Regions from separate parts of the Homo sapiens genome. Here region 2 is linked to region 1. A link is a loop called in an ENCODE intact Hi-C map of the cell type or tissue named here. Cell type or tissue: psoas muscle. All regions are shown on one strand. Each heading gives the region's core, and the rest is flanking DNA. Links, peaks and the distances in the headings are about the cores only. Region 1 overlaps HDAC4 (histone deacetylase 4). Region 2 overlaps HDAC4 (histone deacetylase 4).

The links. A loop is a pair of places that touch in the nucleus more often than their neighbours do. Peaks named below come from ENCODE experiments on the same cell type or tissue, not always from the same donor. Only the 100,000 strongest peaks of a DNase experiment are listed, where the experiment ranks them.
Region 2: it touches region 1 in a loop (2.5-fold over the local background); 4 of 110 quality-filtered maps call a loop at or near these places.

The regions. Positions count from the first base shown.
Region 1 is chr2:239,239,308-239,242,212 of GRCh38, reverse strand. The region is part of intron 2 of HDAC4 (histone deacetylase 4); the gene reads left to right. Among named protein-coding and RNA genes, the nearest start is that of HDAC4-AS2, 47 kb to the right of the region's middle. In psoas muscle, for the core only: no CTCF peak of the experiment used is centred there; DNase peaks (open chromatin) are centred at 1,492, 1,943 and 2,265; H3K4me3 peaks cover 2,141 bases; H3K27ac peaks cover 2,500 bases.
Region 2 is chr2:239,150,364-239,153,268 of GRCh38, reverse strand. The region is part of intron 7 of HDAC4 (histone deacetylase 4); the gene reads left to right. Among named protein-coding and RNA genes, the nearest start is that of HDAC4-AS2, 42 kb to the left of the region's middle. In psoas muscle, for the core only: no CTCF peak of the experiment used is centred there; DNase peaks (open chromatin) are centred at 778 and 1,368; H3K27ac peaks cover 1,926 bases.

The sequences.
Region 1 (2,905 bases), core at 238-2,737:
GTCCTCTCTCTTTCTCTCCCTCTTTCTCTCTCTCTCTTTCTTTCTCTTTTCTTTCTTTCTCTTTCTTTCTTTCTTTCTCTTTCTCCTTCTTTCTTTCTTTCTTTTTTTCTCCTTCCTTCCTTCCTTCCTTCCTTCTCTTTCTTTCTTTTTCTCTTTTCTTTTCTTTTGGTGGAACTTGTCAAGTTAATTTTAAAATTTATGTGGCGGAGTAAAAGGCCAATTTTGCCCAAGATGATCTGGAAGAAAAAAGTAGGGTTTTTTGCCTTGCCAATATTAAGAGTTATTGTACAGTTATGGTGGTTAAGACAGTGTGATTATTGGCAAAACCAAAAACAAGTTGGCCAACAGGATTGAGATTTGGCTTATAAGGGAACTAATGTTGCCCATCCATGGTGAAAGATAAGACCTCTTAATAACACTGAGGGGACATTTGGCTGTTATCATAGGAAAACATACCCCAAACCCCTGTCTCATAGCGTATACAAACATCAGTGCCAGTAGATGAGAGACTTACATATAAAAGGGAACACTGCAAAGTTTCAGGGTAAAAATATGTTAAAATATCTCTGCAGCCTCCAGGAAGAGAAGAGTTTCTTGAACCTGACATAAAAGCAGAAGCTTTGAAAGATTGAGAAATAGGACCTTTGAGAGGATATCTGCAGCATTTAATTGACAGAGGATTAATGTTCAGAATTTGTAAAGAATTCCTCTGAATCAATAAGAAAAAGACAACCCAACTGGGGGCAAAAAACAGGTCAAAAAGACATGAATCCAAAACAGCCAGTGAAAAAGCCAATAAACATGTAAGAAGATGGTCAGTGTCATTGGTCATCTGGGAAAGACAAATGAAACCTTCAAGAGACACCCTTTCACCCCAACCTGGGCAGGACTAGGTGTTCCCAGGCAGGTCCCAAGGGTGGAAACCACACTTTCTCCCCACTCCCTTCCCCTCCCAGTTCAGGAGCCTGTGCGTGGGGCTTTCATGTACTTTCTTTATTGGCTCAAGAAACCTCCTTTCTTGTGTGTCGGTATTGTGATGTGAAACCCTTGGTGGAGGGCACTGGTCTTGGTGGGTACCTGTTTGCTCAAGGTCCAGCTTCAGACAAGCCGCTGGTTTAATTGAGACAGAACTGGATTCCGGCTGGTGCTCACTCCGTGATCCTAGGAAACTGCACAGCCCTTGAGGCCATTTCCCCAAGTGTGAAGTGGGGGGCCTGGGCCCTCCGGGTGAAAGTGAGGTTCCTTTGGCTCCAGAAGGCCGGGTTTCTGGTTAGACATACCTACCCGTCTGATGCAAGGTGGATTCTGAAAAGCAAAAGCACTGTCTGTCTTAGTCCTGTTCCTCCCATGGGCGGACTCCGAGTCTCAAACAATGCTCAGTTCAGGCTGGGTCCTGTCGGCGCGAAAGGGACTCCTGGCAAGAGTGATGTGGTCACTGCAGTTGACTGTGGGTGCATTGAGCACACTGGGGCACATCATGTGCTGGTGAGGACACGAGGTACCCGTGCTCCTCGGCCTCCCTCTCAGTGTGCATCTGGTCTGCAGCCCCAGCGCTGATTAAATGCTGTTTGAGGACACTCAGTACGATCGTCCCTGTCCAGCAGGGTTTCCAAAAATAGATTCTCAAGCGGAGACAGATAAGGGGGAACCTGCTTGCAGCAGGCGTGTGATGAGGAAGTGGTACTTTGCTTCCCATCTTCATTATTTTCCTGCTTGTAAACGCTGGGTTCTTAGCACCGCTTTCTCCTCAGCCTGAGAAATTTCAGCCCAGAGGCAGATAAATATGGAAATTCCACCTCTCATCACTAATTTCATTTTAACTCACTCTGGAATATGATATCTGAAAAAACACAGCGTTAAGAATCTATTCTGTGCACATTCACGGATGCCGTCATGCGTTCCAGCTGGCTGTGTACCGCAGCTTGTCTATTTCACCCTGGTGACAGACGTTCTTTGCCCCACTGGCCACGCTTTGTTTAGGTCCGTTCCAAAGCTGTCTTTCCCAGGCCTGGTGGCCCCTGCGCCTGCAAAGTGCACTCACCGCCACTGCTTTACCCCCAGGATTGTGTTCCACCAGCCACCTCTGGCAAAACGCCTTTAGTGTTTGGCTTCTCGATCATGGCTGCTGCCCTGAGCCCCAGCCTTTCATAATGAGGGATGCGGCATCTGTCATGCTGTCCAGGTGGACGACCAAGGACGGCTCAGGCCGGGATCTTGTCTTAAAGAGACTGTGGCCGTGCTTCCAGCTGGCTGGGGCTCACGGGGCCTCCACATGTGGGGTTAGCGTCCGGCACTGAGACCCATGTCTGTGCCGCCGCCTCCAAGGCCGCCTGTGCTTGAGACACTCCTGCTGTTTTCTGATAGTTCCACATGGCTGCCCTGTTCCGCGAGAGGCAGGCACTTCCTATTAACCCAGTGCCGCCTCAGAACAGCTTTCCCTTCGAGCATTTCCATGTCATTCTACAAAGATGTGAACATGGCAGTGTTGGGGGTTTGAATGTACAGGTTGTTATGAGACTAGCCAGGCCCAGTGGCACACAACGAGAACAAGCAGCATCTCTGTGTGGTGGAAGAATAAGCCTTATCTGGTCTTTGTCCTCGTTCCTGGCAGGGAGCTCTTAGGATCCCAGGAGCTTCCTGAGTGTCCAGCGAGCCTTTCGTTATTCCTAAGGAGGAGCTTCTTATGTGCTTCTGAGTTTATGCTAATGAAGTGACTTAGGGCAGGACCCCTGGATAGCCTCGGGATGGGGCCAGTCACCAGGACGCAGAGACGAGAGGAGCAGCATGTTCAGCCGCACCTGCTGACCCCAGTGGTACTGACACAGAGGCTCCTGCACTCAGGACCCCTCCAGACCCTGCCTTCATGTTACTGTTTATTTGCATCTTTTACAATAAACCCATCAAC
Region 2 (2,905 bases), core at 278-2,777, 89 kb after region 1:
CCTGTGAACATGTGAAAAGCTTTGTCACTGTCTTGTGAATTTTGTCGTCACCCCATGCATTTTTTGCATGTCCTTTGCTGGCTCTGCTGACAGGTAACGCCTGTACCAGCTCAAACGTCTGACCTCCCTGGTGAAAGCAATGCAGTGACTCCTATTCGGAGCTTGGGCATATTCTGGGCATTCACATCGCCTGCACCTGTGGGCAGGACCAGGTGCCTGAGTTTCTACCCAGCTCCTTCACCCGCCACCTTGGGACCTGGGGAAGCTCTTGAACCTCTCTGTGCCTCAGTTTCGTCATCTGTGAAATGTACCTTTAAATTGCTTCTCTCCTGGAGCTATCATGAGATGTGAATTAATTAATATTTGCAAAGTCCTTCGAGTAGGACCAGATCGAGGTGTTTTCTGCTCTTGTTTCTCTACGCTGTTAGGGTGTTTTTGATTTTTTTCTCCATCCAATGACTGGTAACTGCCAGACCCAGCATCCCCCCACCTCCTTGCCTCCATGCCTACAGTTCAGGTAGAAACCAGCAGGAGCCACTCACCTCCACTTAGAGAAGGACCACAAGGATGGGAACACCAAGATTTATACCCAAAATCTGGCCAGAAGGGCCCATCTTGCTCTGTTGGCTTTTCAGGGCTCATCTCCTCGCTCCTGGCTTGCCTTCACCTGAGTGCCATCTCCCAGGAGGAGCCTCCACCGCTGGGCTTGAGAGTCAGAGACCTCTACCCAGGGCCTCAGGTCCAGCTCTTCCTGCCAGAGGCCCCGCCCCTTTCCTGGGAGATTGGCAGCAGGGGTGTCTCCACTTCAGAGGTCTTCACCTCCCGCCAGATTTCGGCCCAGGGTGAGGTGCCTGGTCCCTTCCCATGTCTGTGCAGCCTCAAGTGTCACCCTGACTTTGGGTTTCTGCAGACTTGTGAAGCCGCCAAATGTGTATTTTTAAATATAGTCAGAAGAGACAGAACTGTGTGGATCACTGTCATGGACATAGGACGCTGGATCTTTCCTGCACTGTGTGGGTGTCAGATGGCTTCACCAGAAACTGCATTTAAACAGAGCCTTTGAGTCCATGTTCACGCTGAGGAATGGAGGCTTTTCCACTTTTAAAAGCAAGCAACGTTTTGTCATTTTGATGATGTTGAGGGATCTTAGTTTTCCCCAGTAACATCTTCATCGTGATCTTCTTAAAGATATTAGTCACCGTGTATTTTTTATAATGACTCTTAAATTTTCCCCTCATGTGACTGCTGATAGATGAAAGGAGGCCAAAACAACTAACTAACTGTTGTCCAGCCAGCACAGTTCGTTCCCATTTGTCAGCAGCTTCTTGGGCCTGAGCACTGAAAACCGTGCACTCCACAGCACTCCTTGTCCAGCATCCTCATGTGTCCCTGGGCACATGGTCCTAGCAGCAAACACTCTCCCCAGCATGTGTTGGGGCCCGGCTGCTGGCCTGGGCTGTGGCACTGCCATGGATTGTCCTGGCTCTTTTAAGGAAGCAAAATCCCAGAGCTCACGTTTGGTGAGAAGTTGGTAACTTCAGCCTTGTTCCGGCATTCTCTAGCCTGCCTGGTAGGGCTTGGTCCCCACAGTTGGGTGTGAATTGGGAGGAGGCTGGGCTGGTCCTAGGGACCGAATTCTGTTGGCCCCTGTATGGATCATGGATCTGGGCAGTCAGTCAAAGGTCCTGGGCTCCCTCTGCACTTGCCTCCATGGTCAGGCTTGAAAAGTGTTCATCTAGCTCTGCCCTCCTCACCTGGGGCCTTCTGAAACCAGTCACTCAAGGTCACGGCTGCCCATGGGAAACATCCATCCATTGCTTAGATGTGCAGATAGGGTGGGTTTTCCTCCATTTTGGGGGGAAGCTGTCCCGCTTGGTGAGGAAGAGCACAGGGCCTGTGGCCAGGCTGGCGCCCACGACACCATATCCTGGGCAGACTAGATGACCTCCCGTTGTGTCCGCAGGTCTGCAAGGTGGGGCGGTGGGCATCCACTTCATGGCTTCATGGTTCTTTCATTAGTCAAGTCCCACAGCTCATCAATAGGCTCATGGCTTTCGCCCTGTGTACTAGTGACCTGAATAAAGTTACAAGTGTTTGTTCTTATCTGTGTGTAGAGTAGGCTCAGGGTACTGTGAAATAGGACAGAGTGTGTTTTCCACCCTCACATTCATCCCTGAGTTTGGGAAGGGGCTCTCTGTTTGCCTCTGACCATTGCTTGCTGTCCCTTGTTCTAATGCAGTTTGCAGAAACTGCTGGAGAGGGGTGGGACCAGGAAGAAATGGGCAGTGCCCACACTTCCTGCTGCTGTATGTAAAGGTGTAATGTAGTACATACTTCAGGAGGTGCAGTGTGGTGAGACTTCCTGCTGCTGTATGTGAAGGTGTGGTACATACGGAGGTGCAGCATGGTGAGACTTCCTGCTGCTGTATGTGAAGGTGTGGTATATACTTCAGGAGGTGCGGTATATACTTCAGGAGGTGCAGCGTAGTGAGACTTCCTGCTGCTGTATGTGAAGGTGTGGTACATACTTCAGGAGGTGCAGCGTGGTGAGACTTCCTGCTGCTGTATGTGAAGGTGTGGTACATACTTCAGGAGGTGCAGTGTGGTGAGACTTCCTGCTGCTGTATGTGAAGGTGTGGTACATACTTCAGGAGGTGCAGCGCGGTGAGACTTCCTGCTGCTGTATGTGAAGGTGTGGTATATACTTGAGGAGGTGCAGCGTGGTGAGACTTCCTGCTGCTGTATCTGTGTTTATGTACCTGTGTGTATATCTGTGTGTGTACCTGTGTGTGTATCTGTGTTTCTATGTATCTGTGTGTGTGTCTGTGTTTCTGTGTGTGGGGTGTGTATCTGTGTTTCTGTATATCTGTGTGCGTTTCTGTGTTTGTGTATCTGTGTTTCTGTG